Regions from separate parts of the Homo sapiens genome. Here regions 2 and 3 are each linked to region 1. Evidence: chromatin contacts called from ENCODE Hi-C or POLR2A ChIA-PET data. All regions are on one chromosome and are shown on one strand. Each heading gives the region's core, a stretch centred on a gene start or an enhancer-like site at or near the end of the contact. The rest is flanking DNA. Distances are from core to core; before and after follow the strand shown. Region 1 holds the start of HIF1AN (hypoxia inducible factor 1 subunit alpha inhibitor). Region 2 holds the start of PAX2 (paired box 2). Region 3 has its middle 16 kb from the start of PAX2.

The links. Hi-C counts contacts between places; a loop is a spot of excess contacts on that map. ChIA-PET counts read pairs that join two places held with the same protein, here RNA polymerase II (POLR2A). Pooled maps may share reads with other maps.
Region 2: a loop to region 1 is called in a pooled map, with 5 times the contacts of the local background. The contact joins the promoter of PAX2 here to the promoter of HIF1AN in region 1. A Hi-C loop is called at or near these places in 1 of 168 maps with a recorded cell type or tissue (chondrocyte) and 6 of 50 pooled maps. POLR2A ChIA-PET finds 5 or more read pairs at or near these places in 7 of 52 experiments (BJ, HCT116, HEK293 and 4 more).
Region 3: a pooled map shows a loop between it and region 1 (3-fold over the local background). The contact joins the enhancer-like site here to the promoter of HIF1AN in region 1. A Hi-C loop is called at or near these places in 3 of 50 pooled maps. POLR2A ChIA-PET finds 5 or more read pairs at or near these places in 5 of 52 experiments (HEK293T, Panc1, T-cell and 2 more).

The regions. Positions count from the first base shown.
Region 1 is chr10:100,534,017-100,538,918 of GRCh38, forward strand. HIF1AN (hypoxia inducible factor 1 subunit alpha inhibitor) reads left to right here and starts at 1,927. Exons shown (of 8, transcript NM_017902.3): 1 at 1,927-2,119; 2 at 2,395-2,645. The coding sequence starts at 1,943. RefSeq lists enhancers at 1,687-1,776, 1,847-1,906.
Region 2 is chr10:100,743,460-100,748,361 of GRCh38, forward strand. It overlaps PAX2 (paired box 2), which reads left to right and starts at 2,123. Exons shown (of 10, transcript NM_000278.5): 1 at 2,123-2,844. The coding sequence starts at 2,802. RefSeq lists enhancers at 1,165-1,214, 2,314-2,855.
Region 3 is chr10:100,726,907-100,731,808 of GRCh38, forward strand. No RefSeq gene overlaps it. Among named protein-coding and RNA genes, the nearest start is that of PAX2, 16 kb to the right of the region's middle. Within about 2 kb of position 2,343, at least 2 of the 41 ENCODE cell types and tissues checked have a DNase peak (open chromatin) inside an H3K27ac peak, as active enhancers do; they include Panc1, where a contact is called at or near this core.

The DNA.
Region 1 (4,902 bases), core at 677-3,176:
CAAACAATCCTCCTACCTCAGCCTCCCTAGTAGCTGGGACTACAGGCATGCATCAACGCACCGAGCTAATTTTTAAAATTTTTTGTAGAGATGAGGTCTTGCTATGTTGCCCAGGCTGATCTGGAACACCCAGGCTCAAGTAATCCTCCTGCCTCAGCCTTGAAAAGTCCTGGGATTACAGGCATGTGCCACCATGCCTGGCCTAATTTATTTTTAATTCCCAAGGTTATGAATTAATACATTCTTGTAAAAATTCAAACATTCAGCCTGAGCAACATGGCAAAACCCTTTCTCTACAGAAGGAAAAAAAATTAGTCCGGCATGGTGGTGTGTGCCTTTAGTCCCAGCTACTTGGGAGGCTATGGTAGGAGGATTGCTTGAGCTGGGGAGGTGGAGGTTGCAGTGAACCAAGATTGCATCACTGCACTCCAGCCTGGGTGACAGAGTGAGACCCTAGCTCAAAAAAAAAAAAAAAATTCAAACACTGCAGATAAAATGAAAGCCTTGATTGCCCCCTGCAGCCTCAAACACTTCCACAGAGGTAGCCCTATTATCGGTTTGGTGTAGCATGGTTACTATGTAGCATAATTACATAGTTAAGCCAGTGCATTCATTTCTATTACTGCATAACAAATTACTGTAAATTTAGCAGCCCAAAACACCAATTTATTTTCTCACATATTCCATGAGTCCAGGTACTGGTTGGCTGAGTCCTCAGCTCAGGGTCTTATCAGGCTGAAATCAAGGTGTTGGCTGGGTTAGCGATCTCATCTGAGGCTCCGTGTGTGTCCTTTCCCAAGTTCAGTGGTTGTTGCCAGAATTCAGTTACTTGCATTTGTAGGATTAAGGTGCCCACTTTCTTGTTGGCTGTCACCCAGGAGCCTTTCTCAGCTCCTAGAGTCCACCTGCCATTTCCTGCCATATGGCAGTTTGCTCCTTCAAGGTGAACAGGACAGCTGTGCTGTGGCTTCAAATCTCTTAGATTCTGTCTCTGACCTCTAGCCCTGATTTAAAGGGCTAGAGTGATAAGATGAAGCCCACCAGGATAAATCACCTCTTTTTGACTGCCTTAAAGTTAATTGATTAGGGACTTTAATTACATCCTTGTCATATAAGCTAACCTAATTACAGGAGTGATGCTCTATCATATTCACAGTCGTGTTTTCTTTTAAGGGGAGAAATGTATACAGGATGTGTACACCGTAGGGTACAAATCTTGGGATACATCTTAGAATTGGGCCTCTCACAGCCAGCCATAAGAACTGTCCAAGTAAGCAATAGAGGTATTAATATGGCCTTTTATAATCAGTATAGATTGTTTGAAAATGTGAGATGTCCATGGTTGGCCTCTAATAACATTCGATTCACGGCAAACATATATTCAAGTAGGAGACATGGTGATATAGGCAGAAAAATCAAATGATGCTAAACAAAAGAAAACTGTCTTTGATTTTGAAAGAATTCAACTTGCTGTATATCTTTTGCCTAAGCCTTCAGTCAGCCTTTGCTCTACATCTACCAATGTGATCACTGCTTTTCCTTCTGACTTCTTTAGGTGGGTCAAGAGTTTGCTTTTCTCCCCATTCATGAGTGTAAAGTTTAATGCCTAACTGAACTTGCTTCCTTCTTTGACTCTTGTGTAGACTCGGGCACATGGGGCAACTTTTTTTGTGTTTTGCTCTACCAGGTCGTCCCTATTCCGTGGGACTAGTGTCTAGCCCCATTTCTTCAGCAGTGGAGCCTAGGATGTAGAGCTGCATACTACCATTAGGAGGCGCACCCTCAGGCCTCGGCTCCGCGTTCTTTATGTCTCTGGACCGCTCTCTCTCGCAGCTCATCTCTATGGTTTCCGTTGGGTGTGTGGTTTTTTTGTTTTTTTTTTTTTGGGGTCCGGAATAGGCGGAGCTTCCGGTTCCGGTGGGGGCCGTCCCTGGCGGCGGAGATGGCGGCGACAGCGGCGGAGGCTGTGGCCTCTGGCTCTGGAGAGCCCCGGGAGGAGGCTGGAGCCCTCGGCCCCGCCTGGGATGAATCCCAGTTGCGCAGTTATAGCTTCCCGACTAGGCCCATTCCGCGTCTGAGTCAGAGCGACCCCCGGGCAGAGGAGCTTATTGAGAATGAGGTGGGGGGCGGGGCCGCGTCTAAAGGGAGAGGAGGAAGGTACCCGGTTGAGAGGTCAGAGGTGAATGGTGAAAGAGATGGGAGACTGGCAGGGCTCTAGACTAGGGCCTATGGGAAGATGGAGAGAAAGGCGAGGAGATACGGAACTTAGGGGTTCGTGCTGATTAACAGGAGAAATTATTCTGAAGTTGAGAAGTAGTTGGGATCATGGAGGCCAACCCACCGGCTCCTTGGCATTACTTCATTTGGTGTTTTTCACCTGTTGTTTTCATTTAGGAGCCTGTGGTGCTGACCGACACAAATCTTGTGTATCCTGCCCTGAAATGGGACCTTGAATACCTGCAAGAGAATATTGGCAATGGAGACTTCTCTGTGTACAGTGCCAGCACCCACAAGTTCTTGTACTATGATGAGAAGAAGATGGCCAATTTCCAGAACTTTAAGCCGAGGTCCAACAGGGAAGAAATGAAATTTCATGAGTTCGTTGAGAAACTGCAGGATATACAGCAGCGAGGAGGGGAAGAGAGGTAAATTCCGAAAGCTTAATTTTCTGTTGGATTTAGGACACTCATTTTTCTTTCCTATACTTGTTTGAAGGTGTGGCAGAATTGGGTCAATTAGAGATTGGCCTCTCCCATCTCTGGATTCCAGTTGAAGGAGTAGTCTGGTCTTCCAGCCTTTAAGGGGTTTGAGTTCTTAGTGGTTCTTGGTGCTACAGCCAGCTAGTTCTGTAGCTTGAGGGATGAGGGAATGATTAAACTTGAGCTATGAATCTCTGGGTTCCCATCTTCTTCCTCATAAAGAGTTAGTTGCCTAGAAGGGTCAGGCAGGTGAATGGAAGGAGTAATATCGTCTGTGTGAAATCAGTGATGAGGCTGAAGGCATAAGCCTTGTTCAAAGTGAGAAGCCAAGGCCGGCGGGGGTGGCTCATGCCTGTAATCCCAGCACTTTGGGAGGCCGAGGTGGGAGGATTGCTTGAGTCCAGGAGTTCAAGACCAGCCTGGGAAACGTGGTGAGAGCTAGTCTCTGCAAAATTAAAAACTAAAACAAAAAACCATGGTGAGAGGTCATTACTTGACTCTGCTTGCTTCAGTTTTGGAGTGCAGTTCTAGGGTTGGGAGATATTCCGATTTTCAAGAGAAGTTCAAAATCAGGATTTTTATTTAAAATCTTTTGACTTTAAATGGAGCAACTAAATCAGATTTAAAGAAAAAAAGTTGCAGGGGGCCAAACAAAAATGTTTGTCACTGGATTTAGCTCTGAAAATGCCTGTTTGTAGCCATTGTCCTTAAGTATTGTGATGACTGAGGATAGTTCAACCTGAAAAGTTGTATAGTTTGTTGTGATTCTGCAGTAAAGAAGGTTAGGATTCTCTAGCTTAGGGAAGATCAGATTAAATTTGTTTTTCCTATCACAACAGCAACACAAGACACACAAGACAGTGATTCTTCCTCTCTGCTTTTATTCCTGCTTATGAGGACAGCCTCTTATGTAGGTCCGAGACAGTATTCAGTCCCACACTATAACACTGCCTCTGGGGAATTGCTTTCGCTCAGTACTTCACGGTGAATTACCCTCTCGCATTTGGTGTCCAACCCTGGGTTTCTCTCTAGTCTCTTGCTTCACTCACTCCTGTTCCTGACTCCTTATCAGCAGTCTGTGGCTAAGTGAATGGATTTGAAATATCTTTTTTTCTTCTTCTTAACACTTAGCAGTTGTCATAATGATGGGATTTTTGACCAGAAGAGTTTCCAAGATATGAACTGTGGTCGATCTGTCCATGATGTCTTAATATATTGGTTCAGTTATCTCATGCATTAATTTTCTAAAATTTAACACAGTGTGTGTGTGCACACTTCCATATACACACACCCAACATTGAGAGAAAGATTGATTTAAATGATGCTGTTGGAGTGTGTAATTCCATTGAATGAACATATACCCAAGAATAAGCATAAGATATGTGAATCTTGTGGTTCTTCAGTCGCTTGAAGTTTCTTGTGTCCCATAGTGAGAGCATTTTGCATAAGAATGAGTGTAATCTGTACTTTATGGGTGATTAAAGAGTTTTCAAGGAAAATCTTTAATTGTTTGGAAGTTTTACCCTATCAGCTGACTTTAGCACCGAGCAGCTTCACCAGTCAGCTTCACTTCAACCTGATTGGACAGGTTGTGGCGACTATGGGGTGAAATGTATTAGGATCCTCTGAGCTATTTTGAGCATTAACCATTCTGGTGTAATCATAATATTGTTTAGATTCATATATGGGCAGTATCACTGACTCTTTCAAAGTTACTTGCATATTTTTTGGGTGAATATATAATTATTATCTTTGGGGAGCGTTGCATTGAGTCTTGAGGATTTCATGTTCCTACAAAGGTAGTGTTTCCAACTCATCAAGATTTCCTATTAAGGCTGGGCATGGTAGCTCACACCTGTAATCTCAGCACTTCGGGAGGCAGATCACCTGAGGTCAGGAGTTCGAGACCAGCGTGGCTAACGTGGTGAAACCCCGTCTCTACTAAAAATACAAAAATTAGCTGGGCATGGTGGCACGTGCCTGTAGTCTCAGCTACTTGGGAGACTGAGGCAGGAGAATTGCTTGAACTCAGGAGGCAGAGGTTGCAGTGAGCCAAGATTGCGCCACTGCACTCCAGCCTGGGTGACAGTGAGACTCCGTCTCAAAAAAAAAAAAAAAAAAGATTTCTGATTAACATTGCCTTAAACATTGTGATTCTAGGCAGTGAGATGAGATGCCTTTGAACCTTTCTTTTTTTTTTTTT
Region 2 (4,902 bases), core at 873-3,372, 210 kb after region 1:
TAGTTCACACACCCCGAGACAAATTCCTGGATGACCAACTTGGAGAGACCTGGGGCAAAGGTTACTTTAGTTCTGAGCTCCTCTAAATAAGGACCCTTTCTCAACGTTCCTTTCACCCCAGTTCTGGGTTAATTACTTCCCAGAGGGGAAAGCCAAGGCTGTGCTAGCTAATACCACCTGAGATCCCTTGCACTCTGGCCTGGGAGCTGTTACTTTTCGGCTGCCCGAACTGTTTTCCTTCTTCGGTCCCTACACGAAGTTAGTGCGTGTTCGTGGGGTTGTGAGGCCAAAGCAAACCCGGGAGCGCCATCTGCAGGCCTCAAGAGGAAGAGACTGACCTTAGAGGCTAGGCCCTGCGTCTTCAACCTCTAGCCCAAGGGAACCAACCTGCCTAGCCACCCAAGGGAAGTGGGATAGGGGCTGGGAGGGGCAGGCGGTGAGGAGTGTTTTCCTCCCAGACTTTACCCCGCAGGTGGATTAAGCTTATTGGGCTCTGGAGGATACAGGAGGGAGGGCAAATGCCAGGATCCCAGCGGACCCAGGCCCCACAGGAGTGAGAGGCTCAGAACCTCGTCCCGCTGAGCCTGGCCTGAGCTCCTCCTGAGGAATAAGGGCATCCCAAAAACCCGGGTACAAGACGCCCAGTAGTAGTAGTTAGGCTGAGTCAGGCAGGTGCATCTCTCCCCATGGTATCTGCCGCCCAGGCTCCGGCCAGAGGGAGGGGAGCGCGAGTCCGCCGCGCTTCCGCGGGGCGCCCGGAGCTGCAGACGGGGGCTGGAGGAATCTCGGATTCGGGCTGCAAGAGCGCTGCGCAAGCTTCGCCGAGCCGCCCTTTCGCAGACCCAGGGAAGCGGGGGGAGGGAGCGAAGGAGGGAGAGAGAGTTAAAACATCAGCTGAAGTGCCAAGATGATTTATGAGACGAGGGAAAATATTTCATGAAGATCTCCCGGATATTCTGTACTTAACCAGTTAGGAGACAAAGGGCTTCTTCTGCCTGGTGCGTGCGAGCGGACCCCAGCGAGCAAGGGAGCTAGTGCCAGAGAGAGCTGCGGAGGCTCCGGCAGGAGTGGGGACGTCCCCGTGGTTGCGCCTCCTGCGCTCGCCCCGGATCCACCGAGCTAGCAGCGGGCGGCGCTCAGCCGCGTCCGCAGCCTCCTCTTCTCCCCAGCCGGGGAGAGCCAGCCTCGTCTCCCACATCCTCTGCCGCCAGCGACCTGCAGCTCCGCACTGTTTCCCTCCCCTGTACCCCCTTCCCAGTCACCCGAGGGTTCAGAAACCAAGTCCCCCGGCTCTCCCGCCATCCGCTGGGTCCCACCGAGGCAGGTGGGTACTCGCCGGAGGTCTTCAGCTCGATTCTGAACCAAGCGTTCTGGACTGCCCAGACCCGGTGGGCAAGGGGACTGGGGAGGCCCTGCGCACAGTCGCGTGGAACGGGAGGGGACAAGACAAACTGCTGGACACTTTTCCGTGGAATGAGAAGTGGGGGGTGCGTGGGTGGGAAGGTACCTCCGGAGGGAAAGGCCAAAGGGAAGGACCAGAAAGAGAGGAAGGAAGAGCCGGGAAGGAACGGAAGGGAACTCAGAGCCGAGGGTGGTGGGGTTGGGGCTAGGGATGCGCACTGGGCCCGGGGCCGCGCGGCCCAGGCGGGCACTGGCCAGTGGATGGCAGGGCTGGGCGAGTTAGAACTGAGAGCCCGGCTTCACAGCGCAGCGCGCTCCGAGGCCCTCTGTCGTTACCTGAATATTCATTAGACTGACCGCTCTTTATCCTTATCTAGCGTTTATCTTATCGGCGAGTTTCGTTTCTCAGTGTAGTTTTAATCCCGGGCTCCCATTCCCCCTCCCCCGGTCCGCTCCCCTCCCTCCCTCTTCCTTCGCCGGCTGCTCCCTCCCTCCCTCCCTCCCATTTCTCCCTCCCCTGCCCTCCCCTAGCCGGCACCGGAGTGACAGGCTCGGGGCCCTCCTCGCCGAAGCTCGGGGCTCCAGCGCTGGCGAATCACAGAGTGGTGGAATCTATTGCCTTTGTCTGACAAGTCATCCATCTCCCGGCGCGGGGAGGGGGAGGAGGTCTGGAGGGGGCTTTGCAGCTTTTAGAGAGACACACACCGGGAGCCGAGGCTCCAGTCTCCGGCCGAGTCTTCTCGCAGCCGCAACCCACCTGGGGCCAGCCCAGAGCTGCCAGCGCCGCTCGGCTCCCTCCCTCCCTCCCGGCCCTTCGGCCGCGGCGGCGTGCGCCTGCCTTTTCCGGGGGCGGGGGCCTGGCCCGCGCGCTCCCCTCCCGCAGGCGCCACCTCGGACATCCCCGGGATTGCTACTTCTCTGCCAACTTCGCCAACTCGCCAGCACTTGGAGAGGCCCGGCTCCCCTCCCGGCGCCCTCTGACCGCCCCCGCCCCGCGCGCTCTCCGACCACCGCCTCTCGGATGACCAGGTTCCAGGGGAGCTGAGCGAGTCGCCTCCCCCGCCCAGCTTCAGCCCTGGCTGCAGCTGCAGCGCGAGCCATGCGCCCCCAGTGCACCCCGGCCCGGCCCACCGCCCCGGGGCCATTCTGCTGACCGCCCAGCCCCGAGCCCCGACAGTGGCAAGTTGCGGCTACTGCAGTTGCAAGCTCCGGCCAACCCGGAGGAGCCCCAGCGGGGAGCGCAGTGCTGCGCCCCCCGCCCCCGCGCGCCCCGCAGCAGCCGGGCGTTCACTCATCCTCCCTCCCCCACCGTCCCTCCCTTTTCTCCTCAAGTCCTGAAGTTGAGTTTGAGAGGCGACACGGCGGCGGCGGCCGCGCTGCTCCCGCTCCTCTGCCTCCCCATGGATATGCACTGCAAAGCAGACCCCTTCTCCGCGATGCACCGTGAGTACCGGCGCCCGGCTCCTGTCCCGGCTCGGGGCTCTCCGTCCCAACCCTGTCCAGTCCCAGCGTGGCCCCGGCCCCTCGCGCTCAGGTCCCATCTTGGAGGCCTCCCTGGCTTCTGGTCCCTCTTTTCGTTCTTTCTCTCCCTCGCCCGGTGTTTCTAATGCCTCCAGTTTCTCTCCTGCCTTCTGTCACCCATTCTTACCTCTCTGTCTGCCTGCCTTCCTACCTTCCCTGATCCCTATCACCTGCCTTTGCTCTTTCTATCCGCTCCTTCTTAGGTCATGGGATCCACGGCCTCGGAGCCCTGGTTCCAGCCACCCTCTCCCTAGTCAGCCTCTTGCCCTGGGCTGGGGGGCAAATTAGCAGGCAGTTTTCAGGGTGTTGTTTTGTTGTTTTCTCTGTCTTTTCTCTCTTTCTCTCTTCCTCTGTTTGCCTCCCTCTCCTGTCTCCCCACATCTTTATCTTTCTCAAACTTAAGAGTCGTGGGGTCCAGGAGACTCCAAGAGTATTCAGCCTCAGTGTCAGGACAATTGGGCAGAAGAGTGTGGGGGTGGGGTGCCCCCTTCTGACCCTCATCTCTCAGCATCTCCAGGCCCTTCCAGCCCAGCATAGGCTTCTTGTGGGTTGGTTTGAAATATTTTCTTCCTCTTCCTTTCTTTCCCACCCCCCTTCCCTTGCCTTCCCTTCCCTTCACATTGGGAATCCCAGGTTGTCAAGACACGATGGTCATCTTTCCCTGCCTCTGCCTGGGGGATGCTCTAAAAACAAAGAGGGGCTCCGAGAAGAAATCGAAGTCAGGGAGAGAGCCAGCAGCGCAGCCTTCCAGGTGGGCCCCCGGCAGAGTGCAGCTCTGCTCTCAGCTCTGGAGGCTCCTTGCCTAGACTGCCGACTCCCCATTGAGGATCACGCAGCCAGCAACCTGGCCAGGGGGTCAGCAAAGAGCAAAAAATGAGGGGGAAAGAACAAAAGGAAAGCAAATGCCAAAGCTGAGGAGAAAGGAAAAGAGAAATCCAAACACGGGAAAGGAAATTAAAGAAAGAAAGTTGACATGATGTTACAGAAGAAAAGGGAGAAGGGAGAAAAAAATAGAGAAAAGAGGGAATTATTTTAATAAAATTTGAATTTATGCCATGTCTTTAGCTTGAAAAACTATTCTGAGATTTTTTTTGCAGGCTTTTTTTTTTAAAAGCTAAAATTCTAAATAGAAAACTCCTCCCTATCTGCAGATTAATAATTAAGGATAATTTGTAACTTTTCACAAGGAAACTTTAGACCCGGCTTGGACCTGTGTTTAGGACAAGAGAGCCGAGGAGGGAGAGCTGTGTTTTTCGCTAATCATATATTTAGCGTTGCGGGGGTTGGGGGGGGCGTTTAAAAATACTTCTGGGATAAAATATATTTTTCTAAGTAATTTCCAAGCGCAGGAAAGCCGCGCCGAGGGCATCAGGCCTCCGCGGGTCTCGGCGAGCGGGCCGGAAAGCCTCGGTCCTTTTCGGGAGGAGTGGAACCGGGTCCACACGCCGTTTTCGCCCAGCCAGCCTGCCTCGCGGCCCGCTGCCACAGCTCTCGTTCTCCTTTTTTGCGGATTCCGCCGGGGGTCCGCCGAGTCCTGGCTGCCCGCGGGCAGCCACTTTGAAACCCAAAGGTTTCTGCACGGCCAAGCAGAGGTCGGAGGGAGAGAGCCGCAGCGCGGGCCCGCGGGCCGGTGGACTGGTGGGTGAGACACCGCAGCCCGAGTCGGTGCTGGCGGCCGTGGCGCATTCCAGGCCCGACTCAGCGCCGACTCGCTGCAGTCCCCCAGCCCTGGACTCCCGCCGTGTCCCCTTCCCATCCCCACCCCTTAGACTGGGGCTGAGGGGCCGGGCCCTGAGCCCGGGGAGGCTGAATTATTCATCTTTAATCTGCCCGCAGCTGCCGCCTTTTCATACCGGTAACGCGAGTTCTCCCGGGGCCTAAATTATTGATGGTCGGGGTTTGGAGGGAGGGGAGGGTGAGAAGTGGGGCTAGAGATAGGGAGATTAACGGGGTGGGCAAGGGGGTAAAAGAAGGGGCTTC
Region 3 (4,902 bases), core at 1,093-3,592, 190 kb after region 1:
GTTTTGTTGTTATTATCATTAACCTTGTTCCAGTGGAGTACAAGGCCTTTCCTCTTGTTGACAACTTTTCCAGAGCATCATTACATTACTGCTCTTTGTACCCCTGACACCCTGTACCTGTGCAGGAGACAAAGCTCAATCAATGCATGAAGAAGTCCAAGGCTTGGGTGGGGGTAGGGAATGAAATAACATGATGAAATGTGTTATTTAAATGTGCCAGGAATATAAAAACTTACTTAACCTGACCAACAATTTTTTTTTTTTTTTTTTGGCTGGAGTGCAGTGGCGGGATCTCGGCTCACTGCAAGCTCCGCCTCCCGGGTTCATGCCATTCTCCTGCCTCAGCCTCCCAAGTAGCTGGGACTACAGGCGCCCGCCACTACGCCCGGCTAATTTTTTGTATTTTTAGTAGAGACGGGGTTTCACCGTTTTAGCCGGGATGGTCTCGATCTCCTGACCTCGTGATTCGCCCGCCTCGGCCTCCCAAAGTGCTGGGATTACAGGCGTGAGCCACCACGCCCGGCCAACAATTCTATAAAGCAGAAATTCTTGTCCCCATTTTACAGACGTGAACACTTAGGCAGAGTGAGTTCAAGGGATTTGCCCAAGGTCACATAGCTGGTACATTTCAGATCTGAGAAAGGTGGAGTCCACCTCCAGACTGCTGACTCCATCTTCTACCCTTGGGTGCTGCTTTCTCAGATGTCTTGGGATTAGTGAGAAGTTATCATCTTCTATAGTGTGCATTGTTCTATGAGACTGCCCGGTAAAGGGTGCATGAGGTTGGGAGAAAAACCCATTTGTCAAGTGAGACAGGACATGTGGGTTTCCACTTCACAACCACTACAGGTGAGGATTTGCAAGGGAAGAGAGTTGGAGGGTACAGGGGAGGAATCAGAATTGAGATGAAATTCACCCAGAAACCTAGGTTGACCTTAATTTAGCATCTCACCCTGCAACACACATACACACACACAAAATCTGTGACCATCTTGTTTCTGCCTCTCTCATCTAATGCTTCTGTATCCCTTAGACTTTTTTGAGGCCTCACATCTTCTTTTGCAGACCACTCACTCAGTCTCTGATGCTCTCTCTACCTACAGCTCATTGTCCATAGAGTCCCCTCCAAATCAGATCTTTTCATTCCTCTGTTGAAAAAATCTCCCAGGCAAGGCATAGTGGGTCACTCCTGTAATCTCTGCTTTGGGAGGCCAAGGTGAGAGAATTGCTTGCCTTCAGGAGTTCAAAGCCAGCCTGGGCAACATAGCAAGACCTCATCTCTACAAAACATTAAAAAATTAGCCAGGTGTGGTGGCATGTACCTGTAGTTCTAACTACCCGGGAGGCTGAGGTGGGAGGGTTGCTTGAGCCTGGAAGGTTGGGGATGCGAGGAGCTGTGATAGTGCCACTGCACTTGGCCTGGGTGACAAAGTGAGACCCTGTCTCAAAAACAAAAACAAAACAAAGCAAGCAAACAAACAAAAAATCTCTCAATTGCATCCATGACCTAAAGGAGAAAAGCAAATCCTTAGCAAAAGTTCTCCTTGCTCTAGGCCTTGCCAACCTCCCAGCCTTATTTCCCTTACTTGACCCATATATTGGCTTCACAGAATCCTTTTTGCTTCCCCAGCTAGGTAGGCTGTTGCCCCCTCCCCATGCCTTTATCTTGATGCTCCTTCTGCCTAGGAATATTTCACCTGCTTAGCTCCTGCATTTAGTGGACATCTACTGATCTTGCAAAACCCCATTCCCTTTATGAAGTGTTCCCTGACACTCCCAATTACCTTTCTCTGTATCCCAGTCACCTTTATCTTGACACTTTCCTGGAATTTATTGGTTGATAGCTCTCTCTCTTTCTCTTTGCAACCAGGTAATGTCTTCCTTGAAAACAAGGCCAGTGTGTGATTTACCTCTCTAGCCCCATTGTCCCAGTCCAGGTTTACTGACTGACTGGTGCCCTGATTCTTTGAGTCAGCCCAGCTCAGTCTCTGCCTTCCTACTTCCAAAGAATTCTGGTCTAGGCATCAGTTGCATTCTGTCTCCGTGCAGAAGTAGGAACTGATTGAGCTGCCAGTCTCCTTCCTGGAGGTTTTTCTGTTTTGTTTTGTTTGTTTTTCCACTCGTCTAGTCCAGCTCTGCAGCTGACCCACCAGCCAATGCCAGAGGAGGGGACAGGAGGAGAGAGGAGGAGCAGAGTGGGTTGGACCAGGTCGACCCAGAAGTCTCAAAAGGCTGGAAAATTTCAGGGCGTTTGTCATCCCAGGGCCGCCTAGTGGGCAGGGAAGTCTTCCACTCTGTGATCTCGGTCTCACTCATACCGGAGCCTGCAGCGGCCCTGTTGCGGTCTCAGTCTTCAGCCCGACATCATGGGGGCGCCAAAGCACAGGGGCTCAAAATGGTGAGGCCGGGGAACCGGGCGCTCCCATCTCTGTCTACGTAGATACCTAGTCAAACCGAAGGGGGAAGCTTCCTAGCATCCTTAAGCCCTCCTTTCCATCCGGTCTGCATTTCCACTTTTCATTGCAATCTGCTTCTCTTCTGCACCGCCCCCTCTCCTCCCCCACCCTTCTCCCGTCCCTTTTCCTCCCCACCCCACCCCTGCCCCCGCTTCTTTCTCCTCTTCTTTCTTCCTCTCTACCCTCTGGCCTGGGGACACCGGTGCTGGAGAAGACCCTGGGAACGGGCAGAATCTGAGCCGCGTCTCTGAGTCGCAGTGGGAAGGCGGCTCAGGAAATGCGCCCTCCGCTGGCGCTGGGTCGCGGTTCTGGCTGCGTTACTTTTTCCTTGCATCTGTGGCCCGGCGCGCCAGCCTGGACACTAGATCCGCAAGAAGGGAGTTTTCCCAGGGCCGGCTGAAGAATGAGAAGTCCGAGCTGCGGGGACGTTGGGGGTCTGTGCTTAGCGGCCACAGCCTGCCCACCACGGGTTCCCGCCACCCCGCCTCCCCACCTCCCTTCGCGCCAGGGCTGAAAGTCCCAGGCGCCCAATGCGTGCCCAAGAACGAGCCGTGAACCTTTTATCTACCCGTCCCCTTCCCCGCCATGGACCCAGGACGACACCCCACACCCAGACACCACTCTTTCCAGGGGCAGATGCTCCGGCGCGCCCCGCGCCCTGAAGTTCAACTTGGAATCCAGGTCCGCGCGGGACCCCGCCTAGCGCCCCAAGCGCACAGGCTGAGCGCCCCGCCCTGGCCTCCTGGGCCTGCGGCCTCAGCGCGAGAGCCCTGGCCCCCTTCCCGCCGCGGGTCGCGGTCGGGAAAGCGCGCCCTGCAAGGGGGTTTTGTAGATAAACAAAAGCGTTTGCTCTTCTGGTTTTCTTTTATTTTCTTTATTCGCCTGTCCCTTCCTTCTTAATCTCCCTCTTCGCTCTTGTTTCTTTAACTTATTTCCCTTCCTCATTTTCCCTTTCTTTTCGTTCGCTTTTCCTTGTCACTCTCCTTCTTGTTCTCTTCTGTCTCTTTCTGTATCTCCCTCTTCCATTTTGGCCCCTTCTCTGCCTCTGGGTTTCCCTTTCCCGGGCCCCTCACTCTTCCTGGGCTAGGATTGCGCCGTCTCCCTGCATCATTTTTCCTGGCTCCGCTGCCTCTTTCTCACTTTTTCGTTCTCCCGGCGGCCACCGTCTGGCGGGCTTGGGTCCGGCTCCCCCGCCGCCGCAGTGATTTATTCGCTTCACCCGGCGGAATCAGGTGCTGAACCGAGCCCCGGAACGAGAGAACAGATTTCTCCCAGGAAAGGTTTTGTGAACTAAACGATGCTAATTACGGGGTGGGGGATGCGTCGCCCGGGAAGGGGAGGCGCGCGGGGCCGAGCGCGGCCTGGGAGGGGAGAGACCGGGGCTGGCCGAGGCCCTCCCGGGGCGCCTCCCCTGCACCTCTCGCCCTGGCTTTCGCCTTTCCCTGGGAACTTTCCCGTCTGAGTTAACTATTAACCACCGGCGAGAGGCAATTTTCTTCGGAATTTCAGCGATTTCCTTTTCGCAGTGGACTCAGATTAGCACGCAAACAGTGAGATGCTCGGCTTGAGTCTACGCGCGGGCGAAGATGCCTCTGTCGCCTCAAACAGTGTCCTTCGCGACGGCGGAAAACTACAGCCCGCCCCCGCTCCCGTGCCTGCTCAGGAAGCCGTGACCAAGCCAGTGCCCGCCGGTGCCCGGAGTGAAGGTGGAAAAAGCCGAGTGCTCCTGCTCGGGGGCGGGGTTGAGAGGGGGAGATTAATCCGGGCAAGCCAAGGGGACCTTAGACTTGCAGCCAGGGCCGCCACCCGAGGAGCCCGCATGCAGGGACGCGCCTGAAGGCTTAGTCAAACCCGGGGAAATGCCCTCCCCCGCCTGCAGAATCCCCACGCCGTCTCTTACTTCCTCCCTCTTTGCCACTGGCGAGCTTACACGTGCACACACACACACCCCTCTCTGTCTGTGACCGCAACAAACTTTGTGAAACTTGAACCGCTGGGTGCAAAGTTCACGCCCTTTTCTCCTTTCCTCTCTTGCCTGGGCCGGCTCCTCCTGGAGCAGGGAGGGAAGAAGTTCTTGGCCTCCAGACCTGGGAGAGGAGTTTCCGAAAGTCAGGGCCTCGCCTCGCTGTGACATTAGACCCTTGCCACCCACCAGACCGATGGACACTAAACACTTTCCTTGTCGGAAGGCGCTAGTAGTTGCAGCGGCCAGGCTTGGCAGGGCCCTGGTCGACCACCCCACCACTGCCCTGGCCGGACTTTCCCAGGGCGTTGGTCTCCTGGTCCCTATTAAGTCGGGGCTGTCCTGGGCTTGGAGCCCAGGTTCAGGGCTGTCAGCCCCTTGCCAGCTGTCTGAGCTCTCTGCCTTTCTAGTTTATTTTCCCCCAGCTCTTGCCCTGGGTTAGCTCTCTCCCAGCCCTCCACTCTGTCTCTGTCTCCGACTCCA